Regions from separate parts of the Homo sapiens genome. Here region 2 is linked to region 1. A link is a loop called in an ENCODE intact Hi-C map of the cell type or tissue named here. Cell type or tissue: sigmoid colon. All regions are shown on one strand.

Region 1 (8,000 bases):
TCCATGACACTCTGGCCTGAGTGATAGAGCAAGACCCTGTCTCTAAAAAAAATAAAAAATAAAAAGATAAAAAATTCTGCTCTCCTCAATTTAAAATTGACCTGCAGACTCACATGACTGTTCAGAGTCAATATCTCCTGACCCCTAAACACGTGTGCTGTAACCTAATGATTTGATTATATCTCCTTAGCATTTTCATGAATTTGTTTCCTATTTTAGGTTTTCCTACTCTATTTCAACACTGATATTACAAAGGATCCCCATCTTGATACTCCACCCTTGGAATAAATGGTGGAACACTTATGTATATATGGTGGTGGACTGTCTCTTCACTGATCCTGCAGACCAAGAATCAATTATAAAACAAATTATCAATTTGTAATAATCTTTCAGCAGCTAGAATAATCAGTTCATTTTAAAGCATCTGGGGTGATACTTTAATACAAAGCATACTGTATTCATTAATGGTTTATAAGCTAGCAGAGAGCCTGGCACATAGCAGATGCTCAAGAAATGGTTAGGAATAAATATTAACAAGCCAATCCATAATTATCAGCTGCTTGACTATAGCAATTAAGAGTTTGTGCAATATGAAAAAGTTACATTCACTGACTTCTAAAAATGTAGTTGAGACTAGGCAATTCTAATTCACTGCCCTGAATCTATGGATGTTTTTGTTTGTAACCAAGTACCAGGCTCTAACATATAAATGATTTATTGGAGGTAGAATTTTGAATTAACAGTTAGAAGAGCCTAGAAATAAACACAGGCACATATGGTTAACTGATATTTGACAAAGGTGCCAAGAATGTGCAATGGGAAAGAGATAGACTTTTCAAAAACTGAAATTGGGCAAACTGGATATCCACATGCAAAAGAATAAAACTGGACCCTTACCTTACACAATACACAAAAATGAACTTGAAACGAATTAAAGACTTAAATGTGAGTCCTGAAACCATAAAACTCCCAGAAAAAATAAGGAAAAGCCTTATTGACATTGACCTTGGCAATGATTTCTTTGATATGACAACTAAAAGCACAGAGAGCAAAAGCAAAAATTGACAAGTGGGATTACATCAAACTGAAAAGTTTCTGCACAGCAAAGCAAACAACAAAATGAGAAGATAACCTAGAGATTGGGAGAAAATATTTGCAAACCATATCCGATAAAGGGTTAATGCCCCAAATATATGAAGAACACATTAGCAAAAACCCAAATAACCCAATTAAAATAATGGGCAAAGGAACTGAATAGATGTTTCTCCACAGAAGAGGTACAGATGACCAACAGGTATATTAAAAGGTGCTCAATGTCACTAACCATCAGAGACATGCAAATCAAAATCACAGTGCGATATCCTCTCATACCAGTTAGAAGGTCTATTATAAAAAAGACGAAAAGAACAAATTTTGGTGACAGTGTGGAGAAAAGGGAACCTTTGTACACAGTTAGTGGAAATGTAGATTAATGCAGACCCTATGAAAAACAGTACAGAAATTCCTAAAAAGTAAAAAAAAAAAAAAAAAAAAAAAAAAATCGGGGTACCATACGATCCAGCAATCTCATTTCTGGGTATATATCGAAAGAAGTGAAATCAAGGTCTTGAAAAGATATCTGCCTTCCCATGTCCATCTCAGCATTATTTACAATAACCAAGACGTGGAAACAACCTAAATGTCTATCATTGGATCAAAGGATAAGGGAAACGTGGCCTATACATACAATGGAATATTATCCAACCTTAAAAGAAAGAGATACTGCCATTGGTGATGACATGGATGAATCTGGAGAATGTTATGCTAAGTGAAGTAAGTGAGACACAGGAGGATAAATACTGCACAGTCTCACTTATATGAGAAATCGAAAATAGGCAAACTCATAGAAGCAGAAAGGAGAATTATGGTTTCCAGGGCCTAGGGGAAGGGAGAAACAGAGAGGTAATGGTCAAAGGGTACAAATTTTCAGTTATGCAAGATGAGTGAGTTCTAGAGATATATTACTGTACAGAATAGTGCCTATAGTTAATAATACTATATGGTATATTTAAAAATTTGCTAAAAGGGTAGATCTTCTGTCAAGTGTTCTTATGACAATAAACAATAATAATAAAGAGGGTGGGAGGAAGCTTTTAGAGGTGATGGACATGTTTATGACATTGACTGTGGTAATGGTTACATGGGTATATACTTACCCATAAACTCAAGTTGTATACTTTAAATATGTACAGCTTTTTGTATGTCCATTATACCTCAAAAAGTGTTTTTTAAAAAATGTTGGCTGGGAGCGGTGGCTCACGCCTGTAATCCCAGAACTTTGGGAGGCCAAGATGGGCAGATCATGAGGTCAGGGGATCGAGACCATCCTGGCTAACATGGTGAAACCCCGTCTCTACTAAAAATACAAAAAAATTAGCCGGCCGTGGTGGCGGGTACCTGTAGTCCCAGCTAGTTGGGAGGCTGAGGCAAGAGAATGGCGTGAACCCAGGAGGTGGAGCTTGCAGTGAGCCGAGATCCCACCACTGCACTCCAGCCTGGGCGACAGAGCACAACAAAAAAGAAAAAGAAAAAAAATTGTCAGTAACAGGTCCGAGTGTAGTGGCTCAAGCCTATAATCACAGCACTTTGGGAGACCAAGGCGGAAGGATTGCTTGAGCCCAGGAGTTCAAGACCAGCCTAGGCAAAATAATGAGACCTCATCTCTTAAAAAAAAAAAAAAAAAAAAAAAAAGGCCGGTAACATGTGGAATGACTACACTTACATCATGTCATGGAAACCTAAATGATACATTACTTAGTGATATAGTTATCTATGTAAAATTAAAAATAAAAGCAAATAAATTATATACAAACAAAAATGAGCCAGAAGACTTGGATTCTAGTCATGTAGACTCTGCTGCATAGGAGGTAACTTTGGACAAGTCACTTCACATCTCTCAACACCAGTTTTCTTACTTATATAATTGAATTCATAATATAACCCTTTATGAGGATCACCTTGTGTGATGTGTATTAAAGCAATTAGCCGAAGCTTAGGTTAGCCCTATGCCTACCGCCCTTACCATCCTGCTTCCCTGGCAAACCAGTTGAAACTTATTTAAATATTTTTTACACTGTGACTGAAACTTCAAATGTCATATATTAAAAACAAAAACAACCTTTAAGATAGTAATCTAGGAGCTTCTGAAATGTATAAATAATGACATCAAACTTCATTTTGTTTTTAGTCCAGACAAACCTTCTGCATAAACACCTATTCCATGGCGTCTTTACGTATGGCCCCAATTTTTCTAAGTAATAGAAAACCAAAATGTATCCTTGGGTTTTGTAAATGGTAATGCACATTGTCTATGGTAGCAGAATCTGTACAAAGGAGGTCATCATTTCCTGGGAAGAGAAGATGAAGAAGTGAATTGAAGAATACAAAACAGAAGGAAAGAAAATGAAAAAGCACCCCATCATCAGATGTGAAGGTCCTAGGGAGTAGAACTCAAGAAATCTGTCAGCTTGAGCAAAACTCAGAACTTGGGGATGAAAAATATGAATGCTAAAACTACAAGTGTGCTGATAGCCTTTTTGCTGGATGGAAAAGAACAAATAATCAACCCACTACAAAGATCGAATCGTGCCGACAGCTCCAGAACGACAGCACTTACTTTGCAGTATGACATGTAGTTTCCATTCAGGGAAGCCCCAGTCAGAGGAGCAGTGTTCCAGTGGGTGGGTCTGACGTCAGGAAGGTGGATTCCATCCGACTTACAGCTGCACCAAAGGCCGACTTTGGCAGCAATTCCTGGGCTATAATTTTATAAACAGTCTTCTCTTCCCAGACTTCCAATGTGAATTTAGACCTCAGCACAGATTCTGTCTCACATCTTTATTCTGTGTCATCACATTCTAATCCGATGACAAACAGTTGGTCTGAGATTTCAGTATATTACTATATTAGTACAATTTATGTCCTGTGTGGAAGTTGATGAAGTGTAAAGACTATACTGCGGACTCGCCTGGATTCTAATCCAGCACCTAAACGGATAGTGTTGCTTTGGTGATCACAACAGCACTGTGTTATGAAATCAAATAGCTAGTTTGTGGTGCTGGCTCACTAGAAGGCACTGGCAGTGCTATTAATCACATTTTCCAAAAACTGGGCCAAAGCGCTGTGATTCTTCTTAAAATAATCATCACTATAATTTGGCATCGAGTCATGCCATGTTTTGCTTGATAAGGTTTACAGAAATATTATTTTTAAATGCATACTCTACGTTAAATAAGAAAGATATGTAGAATGCAGTGGATTCAGCTGAGTAGTCAGAAGATAACTACAGAGGTTACACGAGGCTGCCACTGCCCCATCAAGCAGACAGCGGCTTGATTCTCCCTGCTTAGAGAAAGAGGTAGTGCTAGATGGCAAACCAATTAGCCAAGTGCATTCTCATTCCAAGTTTCCTTCAGCTTATTTTTATTTTTTTTTTTTTAAGAAATTTCCACCACTTGAAAGTAGTGCAGTCTCCTGGCACATCCCAGAAGAAGTAGACCTTAAATAGATGAGCTCAAGAAGGATAGAAAGTAAATCAATTTCCATTTTCACAAGCCTGAGTCTGCTTATTTTCAGAGAGGACAAATCATGCAGAAAATAGTGCCAAATTACTCATGGTTTAATGACAATTTCGCAGAAAAGGCAACTGATCTCCACAGCTGTTATGCTCAGGACTATGTCTGGAGAGAGGTGGCTAGACCTGGATTGGGGTATCAGGGTGAGGACTTAATGCCTCAGGGACTAAAGCCTCACTCTGCTTCCTGGCTTGGCGTGGTGATGTAAACAAGATGCTCTACCTCGGGCAGCTGCCAAGTTGCTCTGCAGTACTCAATGGTATTTGTCATGTCTCCTTATGGCTGGCCTTTTTATCCTTGCTGAAACAAAAGAGATCAAACAATGTCATGTGGTATTACTTGAAGTAAATTCTTGGCCAACTCAACTATTTGCATGATAGTGTCTGGTTTATAACTTCTCTTTATTTTTGTTAGATCAACAGATATTTTTCAGGCCATGCTCCTTTTTGAAAGGGTGAGTATACGGGGAGGGATTATGTGCTAATTTTGCTGGACTATTTTAAAACTTTTAAAAGGAAGAGAAGTAGATGATTAGGCCTTTAGTCATGAGACATGACCTCAGTTTTCTCATAATGTTAAACAGGTAGATGTTGACTTATTGGGCTATTTCTTTCCTTGAACATTGCTCATTGTTGTTAGGGCTATGACATCAGCAGAGGCATGGGAACGTAGTACATTTTCTATAAGTGTGTATCAATTTCCCTATCTCATTGGGCTTGCTTTCATAAATATTTTTTAAAAATTTCTCCACCAGAGCACATCCAAAAGAAATACATGACCCGTATAGATAATTTTAAATTTTTTAGTAGCTACATCAAAAAAGTAAGAGCAGTGAAAGTAATTTTCATAACACATTTTATTTAACCCAATATATCTAAAATATCATTTCAACATAGAATATTACAAAAAATTGCTAATGATACATTTCACATTCATTTTTTCATACCATGTCTTAGAAATCCAGTCCATACAACATACCTCAATTTGAACTAGCCACATTTTAAGTGCTCAGTAGCCACGTGGGGCAGGTGGCCACTGTATTGGACAGCACAGATTGAGACTAAACATGATTACCCCAGCTGTTTTCAAAGTGTGTTTGCAATACCAGTGTAAGATTTTGCAGTATTCAGAAATAATCAAGGCTATAGAAGCCTTATATTATTTTATGTGAACACTTTCAGCGTGTCAAGGCACAAAATAAGTATGTATAAATTTGCTTGCCAGCAGGATTTCTTCTTAGTCACCTATTTAAACTACAAGGATGCCAGTAACCCATAGTGAAACCATAAATATTGGATTTATTATTCCTCCTTTCAATGGTATGACAGACATGTGTACTTAAATGGAGAGACAATTTACAATTGTGAAACATACTTTTTATTATTCCTGTCAAAATTATACTATTTTATTTTTTTTAACTAGAAAAGCCACATGATAAGTAAACTCTAGATTGAAATTCAGAAATATCACCCCTAAGATGAGAATACAGTTGACATACGGTTTGGGTGTCTGGGTCATGGTTTGATTCCACATATGGTGGTTCTTCCATGTAACAAACTGTGATCTCAGCTTGTACCACTCTAGTAAGAAGTCACTATTACTTTGATTTGATTAGCTAATCAGAATCTAAGGTTTAAGTTGAAAGGAAAAACAGGAAGATATATTTAATTCTATTATTTGTGAGATGAGAGGGCTGGACTACAATCAGGGGTTGACAAACTTTTCTGTAAAGAGCCAGGGAGTAAATATATTTTAGGTTTTGTGGGCCACACACTCTGATGCAAGATTCAGCTCTGTTGCTGCAGAGGGAAAGCAGCTACAGAACATATATAAATGCATAAGTGTGGCCAGATTTGGTCCAGTATTTGATCACCGGACGAGGTCAAGGACAATAGACGTGATCTATTTCTACTTCTCCCATCCTCCTAAGCAACGCTGGCTCACTGAATGCAGCATCCCCACTGAGTGTAAATGCAGGTCACAGTCCTTTACAACATAGTACTCCAGGCAACCACTACATGACATTTAGAATTGGCATGTTCATTGAAACTTAGTTTTTGTTATCCCTAGATGATTTATAGGACTGTATCTATTTGAGAAATTATCATTTTTACCATGGATATGCACTTTAATATTTGGAATAAAGAAAAGAGTACTATACACTATGTTTTAAATTTAATGGAGGTGAAAGGAATTTTTAGAAACTTGTGTTGTTTGAGAAAGAAGGCCTGCTACCTGCATTTGTCCTGGGATAGACTGTAAGCTATCTACTTACCTCAGGGTCAATCTGTTCTTGGCAGAAAGATGAAATCTGCTCATCACCATCCAGCCTTTAATCTGAAGAAGAGGAATAGTGATGCCATGGGATATGACATTGTTCAAGGGAGAGGTCTAGTCTCCTTACCAGCAGAGGTAACACCCATTTTGTAGGTCAATTGAAGGACCTTGCTTGAGATCCTGAGGCTCGATTTGAATGTATGGCTGTAGGAGGATAGTATTAGGCTTGGGGGCTTATGAGGAGTAAGAATAACAGACAAAGATATTCTAGAAGGCACTGGAGATAACCACCTTGTTATTAGAGAAAAAAAGGTTAACGTTGCTTCTGTTGATTTTTGGAGAATTCATAGGGTTTTTTTTTTCCTATTGAAAGTTGTAATTCTAAGGCCATAAGGTGGCTTATGCCTGTAATCCCAGCACTTTGGGAGGCCGAGGCGGGTGGATCACGAGGTCAGGAGATCGAGACCATCCTGGCTAACACAGTGAAACCCTGTCTCTACTAAAAATACAAAAAATTAGCTGGGTGTGGTGGCATGCGCCTGTAGTCCCAGCTACTTAGGAGGCTGAGGCAGGAGAAAGGCGTGAACCCAGCAGGCGGAGCTTGCAGTGAGCAGAGATTGCGCCACTGCACTCCATCCTGGGCGACAGAGTGAGACTCCATCTCAAACAAAAAAAAAAAAAAAAAGAAAATTATAGTTCTAAAACAGATTATTTATTAGCGCTTTTCTTTAAGGGCCATAGACTTCCTCTACTCATACTTTTATGCTCTGAGTCATGCCTGTGGCATAAATAATAAAGAACTGATTATTTTTCCATTACAACGAATGAGTAGGATGAGTTGGTTTAGGTATCCTATTCCATTCCAAGAATGGTTTCTTGGAATGTGGATCACTGAGAAGAAAACAACATTAACATCAGCAATGGCAAACTAACGTCATTGCAGAATCCTGGAATGTTAAAGCAGAATCATGGCAGTTAAGCCCAACATTTTACAGATGAAGAAATTGAGGTGAGAAGAAGTGAGACCTTGACTTGTTCAAGGACACTCAGCTAGTAATGACTGAGATTAGAACACAAATCTCACTCTGCATCCAGTACACTTTCTGTTTA
Region 2 (8,000 bases), 670 kb after region 1:
GTGGGTTAGCTTTCTTCTGGGGCCTTGCTTCCTGGCTTGCAGTTGGCTGTTTTCTCACTGTGTCCTTACAGGGTGCTTCCTCTGTGCTCCAGCATCCCTAGTGCCTCTTTTTATGTCTAAACTTCCTCTCCTATAAAGACACCGGTTAGATTGGGTTAGGGCCCACACGTATTACCTCATTTAACCTCAGTTACTTCTTTAAAGACCCTGTCTCCAAACACAGTCATATTCTGAGGTACTGGGATAGGACTTCAACACATGAATTTTGAGGAACACCATTCAGTCTATTGTCTAAAGCCTCAGCCAATTCCTGGAAAGTTTTGAGCCAAGCTGCATCAAATTTCAGACAAGATTTGAGTACCTTCCTCAACCCAAGCTTAGTTTCAGATTTTCATCATGTAGTTTGGTCCCCTTTGTGGCTTATTGTCTGTCCTGTATTGGAAACTTAGAGGTACTGGTTTGTCCTAGATATAGGGCACAAACCAGAGAAAACAACCCTTCATCTATTTGGGAGCTATCCAACTGCATGTGCTGCAAAAAGAAAAGTCAAAACTCCAGATATTTACTTGAATCTACTTATGGGAGCTCATTGCCCCATTTGCCCTATGACCAGCCAGACAATCACATATTTACATTTTTCTTTGTTCATATAACCAACAACAGGTGAAATTCCTACCAGTATAAAGGTACATAACTTAGTCAATGACACAGGCAAAATATTCTCATGACACGCCTTGTGGATGAGCTGGGGTAACAGATAATGTTCACCCACAGGCATGTGGGTGCTTTTTACCTCAAGACACTGCTTAATGACTGCAGTGTCTAAATTACCCTTCCAGAGAGAAGAGGTATTATGAATACATGCCCGCATGGCAGGGGTACCTCAAGATATTGTGGATTGTGAAAACTGCCATTTGTCGACTGCAAACATGAAGCAAGAGTGATGTACATCGTTGACAGAATGATCTTCTACCTAACAGGGTTCTGGCAACCTTGCTGCTAATTTCACTCTGTTTTCCTGTTCCCAGAACGAGAACTCTGATACTACATACTTTTGGGTTCTAAAAAGTACTTCAAACACACACCTGGATGCATGAACACACTCTCTCCTGGAATGATAACTCAGTATGCTTAGGTGTTGCTGAAGAAAACCCCACAGCCGTGCACAAAACCTTGCCCCTTAATCTCCAATTCCATGTAAGTTCTCGATACCAGCCAGTAAGCTTCGCATTTCTGGTCAGCTCCCTCTCCCACTTCCTGTGATGACTGTTAATGTTTCACATTTATCTCAAGCCTTTCCCTTTCCTTTACTCTTTGGGGTGACCAAATTTCTCAGCTTGTCCAGGACTGAAGGGGTTCCTGGGGGACAGGCCTTTAAGTGCTACAACCTGGTCACCCTCCTACTTCCTCACTCATCAAATGACATCTCTACCCATATCTCAAAAAAAAAAAAAGGCGTAAGTTTTTAAGTATGAACTGCTACCAAATTCTTCCTCCACTACCCCTGACCTGGACATACAACTCTACCCATTACCTGCCTTCGACCTTGAAGGCCAGGCTCTTCCCCTGCTGAGGAATAGCTCCGTTCCTCCATTCCCCACCTGGATGATGGATTTCTCCATTATTTAACACTCTTTCTTGTAATATCAGCATATCCTCTTCCTTCCCTTCATTATACAAATATGTTCAAGTCTTTCCCATCTTCAAAATTATATATCCTTGTTCCCCTTTATTACTGACGGCCTGTTCCTTTCTTTTCTTTCACCATAAACCACTTGAAAGAGATTGTGAATGATCTCATCTACTCCAATGACTCCTCCCAAATTTTTATCTCCAGCCCAGACTCCCTCCACTAAAACGCAGACCCATATTTTCATTGTCCTAATGAGCATCTCTATCTTGATAAATCAAAAGTATCTTAATCTCAAAATACCTAAAACAAGTTTAACATCCTCCTTTCTAATATGTTCCTTCTTCTAAGGTTATCTTTCCAGCAAATGGAACCACAATCTGCAGAATTTTCCAAACCAGAAACCATGCCATGGTTCTCAATATCTCATCCCCCTCCTCTGTGCTTCTATCACCTAATATCTTCTGGTAATCATCACGCTTACCTCCCATCCCCACCATCATCACAATAGTGTTTTCACTGGTTTCTTAGCTCCCTGGCTCTACTTCAAACTATTATTCATGAGACTGACACCTGTGAGGTCATGGACTGAGCTATTCCTATTACCTGGGAGTAGACAAAACCTTTTATCTAGCCCTCTGAACACCAAACTGGCCACAAGGATGGTTCCTTTGGGTTAGTGAGCAATATCTAATTTGTTCATTAAAATGACAGAATCGATGTCCCACTGGCTTTGTGGCTGAATCAGATAACAATGTAAGTTAACTGAAGGCAGCCCAGGATGATGACTGTATTTCTTCATAGAAATGCCATTTGTTGGTGGGCAGCATTGCACCTGTATGGAGACCCATGTCTCTATTTTTGCAGCGTTTTGCAATGTTAACCCCTGTAGTCTCTATTATCCGGGCCTCTGGGGCTTAATGATTGAGAGCAAGTAAAGCTGTTACAGAAGCCACTGGTCATTTCATGTCTTTGGCTGTTAGAATCTTCAACTCATGTCCTACAATGTCCCACATCTTCCTCTTTACTCGGGCTGCACTGGCAAACTTGTGACTTTCTAAATAAGTCACTTTCTTTTCCAATTCAGTACCCTTGCCTGGAACATTCTTCTCTTCCTTCTCCAGCATTCTCAAATGAGTATCTTCAGAAATGAATATGAAAGATTTTCATTTGAAAAAATATAATAAGAAATGCCACTCCTGGAACTGTCTCCTTTCAAAGCTATTCTTCGCCCTTCCTTGCTCTGCTCTAGATTGCAGGACTCCAGAATATGTATCCCTCCCTTATTCCTTCCATAGCTCCAGCTCCCACTGGACATGCCTTCCCCGGTTACATCTTCTACCAAGTAGTCCCAACCCCTGGAGTCTGGTGACTCACCTGCGCCCTCTGTCCCTCCAGTCTAGGAGTGGTTAGAGTTTCCTGCTATTTCCTGCCTCAAGGTTGCCTTGCTGCCAGCTGGTGGGCTTTGCAGCCTCTCCTATACCCTGTGTAACCAATTTCCTGCATTCGATTCCTTCCCTTGTATACACTCAGAGTGGTTTCTGTTTACTTGTTTAAACTCTGATTTAAAAACATACCCTGATCTCTACTCCCCCTCACCTTAGCCCACGACAAAGACTTTTGGGGGCTCCCTTCTTCCATTTTCTTGGTTTAACTTTTGTATTCGCACAGCACCTGTGTATACTGCTATGGATTTGGATTGTGGGGTGTTTATCAGCTCTACCCTAAGATGAGCTCTTGAGGACACAGACAACGTCCTGTTAATTTCAGTATCTACAGTGTCCTGCTGACTGCTTAAGATTCTAAAGCCCACATACAGAGAATTTTTTCAGTCTTACAAAGCATTTGATGGAATATGCTAGAAATGTTCAAGGATTTAAGACAAGATCCAGCCTAGCATAACACAAAATTTAAATAAAAACTAGTAAATCTGTGGATTTTTACAAGCTGGGGAGGGATGGAGTTCTGCCTTAGAAGCTGGGCTTCTCTCTTTGGAATATGGCATGTTATTTTTCAGTCTGTTAGATCACAATCTAGTCATTGGTGGAAAAGTCACCTTTTATTTCAGTGAAGCAACTTAATCAATAAAGGTATTAATTACCTTCAGCAAATACTTTGGAACAATAAGGCACTGTCACTTTCCTTCTGGTGGCCAGAGAAGAGCAAAGGAAAGTATCTCAGAATTCTGAGATGCTTAGAACTTTGAGGACAGAGTAATATTCCCTTATGAGTCAGAAAAAAATCTAGAACTCACATCTAGAACTCTCTATGAGTTCAGAAAAAATCTAGAACCCTCTGAGATTTTATTTTAGTCAATATAATTTAAAACAATGCTTTACCATATTCTGCAACACAAAATGATTTATAAAAAAGAAATATATTATTATTATTTAGAGATTAGGAGAAAGATCCATGGAGAATGAATTGCATATGTTCTAGCAATTCATTTAGGATAACTAATCAGAGTGCCTGCAAGTCTGGTCAGTGAGCTAACCACCTCCGCCCCCCAAACCTTTCCACTAATGGACTCTTTTCAACTAGGACATAGGTGTGATACAACTGTATTTTTCTTTTTCTTTTTTTGAGACGGAGTCTTGCTCTGTCGCCCAGGCTGGAGTGCAGTGGCGCCATCTCGGCTCACTGCAAGCTCCGTCTCCCGGGTTCATGCCATTCTCCTGCCTCAGCCTCCCACAACAGTATTTTTCTATCTATATGCTGTATTACTATGGACACCTTGAATGCTGTGTACCATAAAATCCTTAACTTTTAAACTTCAGCGTAAAGTAATGGAAACATCTTTGCATATGGCAATATTGTAACACAAGGAAACCAGAAAACAGGCTTCTAATTGTCTCCTTAAGATTGTAGAGGGCTATGCAAAACGAATTCATTTCTCCTTAATCGTAACAGTATATTCATATTATAAAATTTGTCTCGAGCTGACTTCCTGCTCTGGTGCGAATCATGGTGGTGGCTGACTTGGCAAGGTATGGCCCATGCGTTGTGTGAAATAGTGCAGGTGTCAGTTGCAACAGAGTCACCATTGTCCTCCTGTAATGAAGTCAGTTTAAACAGCTAAGTGTCTGAAAGTGAATCCCAGTGTCTGGTGTCCAGAAGGTCAATTATCGCAGGGTGTTAGACCATTGGGATTGCATTACTACTAACCAGGGTGCTTTAGTTTTTGTTTTTAATAATGCAATGCTAGTCTGTACTAATAAAGAGAACATATTACAGCAAATATTGAATCAGACATTGTGATACCATGACAGATCTAAATTGCCACAGTTTATACAGAGTCCACAAAACAACACTGACCATGAATTATACAAAGCATTTTATATACAATTTCCATCAAATTCCAGACTTTTGTTTTAGAGGAATTTTACTTGAAACAAGTGGATATGTCCTAAATTTTTTTTTCTATTTAATACATATATTCTACCTCTTGTAATAATTGCTACAGACAACTCCCAATTTTTTTGTGGTGAGGGGAATTAATATTGAACTACCACATGCTTTAATTTTTTCCAGATAACTTCCAGAAAATATATTTTACCTCATATAAGATTTTATAGGCATTTACTTGGATTTTCACATTTGTGTTTGTTATTCTTCAAAGATATTTCCTCCTAATATGAAAATTTTATTATTTTTGAAATTCTTCATGTGACAATGAAACAGGCATTTTCTAACACACAGAGCTAATACCACCTTGATGGGAAAATTATATTAAAATGGTATATTGTTATGTATACAAATGCCTATTAAACTAAAGTGTTGTATATTTTGCTGAATTTTACAAAATAATTCATCACTCCTTTTAAAGTCCTACTTTTTCCTTTAATGAATTTTGTTTCATTTATGGCAAACCTAATTATTTAAAACTAACAAACATGCATTGAAATATTATGGAAGTGGTGTTTGAATTATATATTTCAAAAGATTTTTAGAATATTTTCTTTATTTTAATCTAGGGGTGAATAAATATATTTCTTTGTTGCAAAATTGGAGAAACTACAGCACTTAGCATTTCTGGGCATTAACTCTTATTGCCTAGGCACCAAAAGTTGGTTTAAAAATGCTAAAATTATTTAAGGTTTTAAACTTTCTTTATAGAGTTCTAAAAGGACAGTAAATAGATATATATATATATATATATATATATATATATATATATATATATATATATATCTTTTTCCTTGCCAGGCATATTTAGATAAATCCAGCTGATTTAAAAATTAACTTTTTAGAACTTAACTTGATAGTTACAAATGTTTTAATTTTTGGAAGCCATTACATGTTCATTTTCCTTTCAGCGTTAATTATCCATAATGATCTCCACTTATCATATACTCTGGAGAAAACTATATTTGTTTACATTTTCCAGTGCTTTTTAAAATAAAAATAGTTTTCACTATTAACAATAATGAGAAGGCTTTTCAATTATTAAAATCTTGGCATTTTTGAAGATTTGTCTCAGGCTATTTTAAATAGAAAGTTCTAATGTGAATAAAACTGTTACATAAATTCCCCAAATAATAGCTTAATTACTTATAAACTCTGGAAACAATTAGTTCATCATCCTTTGAAGTGAATAAGGCAACTTGCCAGGCTGCGAGCAAAAACGCTTGTCACTTTTTCATGTAATGAGCTTAGTTTCTTTTTGTTATTTTAGATTATTTTGAAAAGGAAACTCGGAGGAATACACTTTAATGTTCAAAAGATTAAAAGTTGAATCACTCACTTCATAAATAGCCTCTGCAACAACACTTAATAAAGTACCGAAAGAAATATTGAAGGCTCTGAAGGTTATAATTTATGTTCTTATGGAAATCATTGGAACAGATAATCTGGTTCAAAGATAAAGTTGTGCTTGAATGACACCAATATTGTAAAAGATTGACGAGGATTGTCCTCTCTTTCAGCCTCATAATACCATCCTTCACACAAACCACCAAATTACAGGAGCAGCCCCTTCTCTTCCCGCTCGCAGCTGCTCTTCACTTTCTCGCCTTACCTTCCTCCCCCATCTGCTACTTCTTGCTGTCTCTAGGTCTCCATCTCCCCACACGCACCTCCTTCTCCCTCGCCCCACGCGTCTGGCTCTCCCATCTCCCCTGAACCCCTCTTTTTCATCGCAGTTCTTCACTGTCAGGTGTTTCCCCCCGACTCTGGCCAAACAGATCAAAGGAAGTTCTGCATGTAAGTGGTTATTGTGAGACTGAAACACTGTATGTCTGAATATTATCCAAAAAATGAGGAAGAAAATAAGAAGATCGGAAGAGGATGCTGACTGACTTCGTCTTGGCAGGTTCCGGATCTGCCTGAGTGGTCGCAGAGTGCAGGTGGGGAGAGCAGTTCTGGGAGGCCGCCCCCTTAAAGGCCAGCCGGTGACTATGATTGCAGCCAGGGCGTCAGGTGGAACCTACACCTGAGGCCGCCAGCTCTCTTCCGACCTTGGCGGTCAACGAGCAAGGTCATCTTTAACTCCATCACCTGGCCAGGGGGGTGTTTACCTGGCTCCCAGAGAGAGAAACCGAGGGCCAAGAGAGGCGGGCATGTCCCAAGGTGCCAGGAGGGCTCCCCTTGGGGTCCATCCGGCTGGGGAGGACCCATGCCAGATCCGGGACAGTAAACTTTTGGACCATTGTGCATATTTCAAAATGATATTAACATACTTCCTATACTGCTCCCCTACTGGAAGTCATAATTACAACTCACCCTTCTCTTTGTCCACCAGAATCGCTTTGAGCAGTCCCAGCAAGTCAACCTACTTTGGGCATGCGTTTTGCATTTTGCAGTGCCCCCATCCCTCCCCAGACCTATATGTCAAGGAATAGGGAGCTGAGACATGACACGTTAATGTTTTTAACAGGGGATGCTCTCTGCTCCCACAGAAAAGGAGGGAGACCCTGAGGAGAGGGCGGCCGAGAGGGAGAGGGAAGGAATCACGGCGCCACTCCTGCGGAAATTCATATTCCGTGTATGTTCCTCCGTCACCTGAAATAAATCCTGCCGGCCTACCCACACAGACCCAGCAGCACTTATTTATTTGCATGTCATGCTTATAATATGGTAGAAAGCAAGACGGATCTTCGAGGAGGGGAGGGGATGAGGCTCACCCTTCAGGCTCACTCTCTTAAATAAAAAAGAATTGACCGGCTGGGCGCATAAGAATTTATCTTGAGTTTGTGGTCATTATCTCTATTATATAGCCCCGGCAATAAATAAATCGGGTAGTTACTACCCAACAATAAAACTGTAGTGTATGGGACACCTTACTATTACTTTCTTAATAATCTGCCGTTTCTTTCACTTTAAATCTTCCCAGTCATGTCTTCACACTCGTCTACAAGGATCTATCTTCACC

The links. Peaks named below come from ENCODE experiments on the same cell type or tissue, not always from the same donor. Only the 100,000 strongest peaks of a DNase experiment are listed, where the experiment ranks them.
Region 2: it touches region 1 in a loop (9-fold over the local background); 2 of 110 quality-filtered maps call a loop at or near these places.

The regions. Positions count from the first base shown.
Region 1 is chr2:67,256,863-67,264,862 of GRCh38, reverse strand. All of the region lies in intron 1 of LINC01828 (long intergenic non-protein coding RNA 1828), which reads right to left. Among named protein-coding and RNA genes, the nearest start is that of LINC01829, 46 kb to the right of the region's middle. In sigmoid colon, no CTCF peak of the experiment used is centred here; DNase peaks (open chromatin) are centred at 3,742, 4,082, 4,342 and 4,812; H3K27ac peaks cover 1,129 bases.
Region 2 is chr2:66,582,439-66,590,438 of GRCh38, reverse strand. All of the region lies in intron 1 of LINC01798 (long intergenic non-protein coding RNA 1798), which reads right to left. Among named protein-coding and RNA genes, the nearest start is that of LINC01798, 12 kb to the right of the region's middle. In sigmoid colon, no CTCF peak of the experiment used is centred here; DNase peaks (open chromatin) are centred at 3,018, 4,628, 7,118, 7,658 and 1 weaker place; H3K4me3 peaks cover 2,118 bases; H3K27ac peaks cover 224 bases.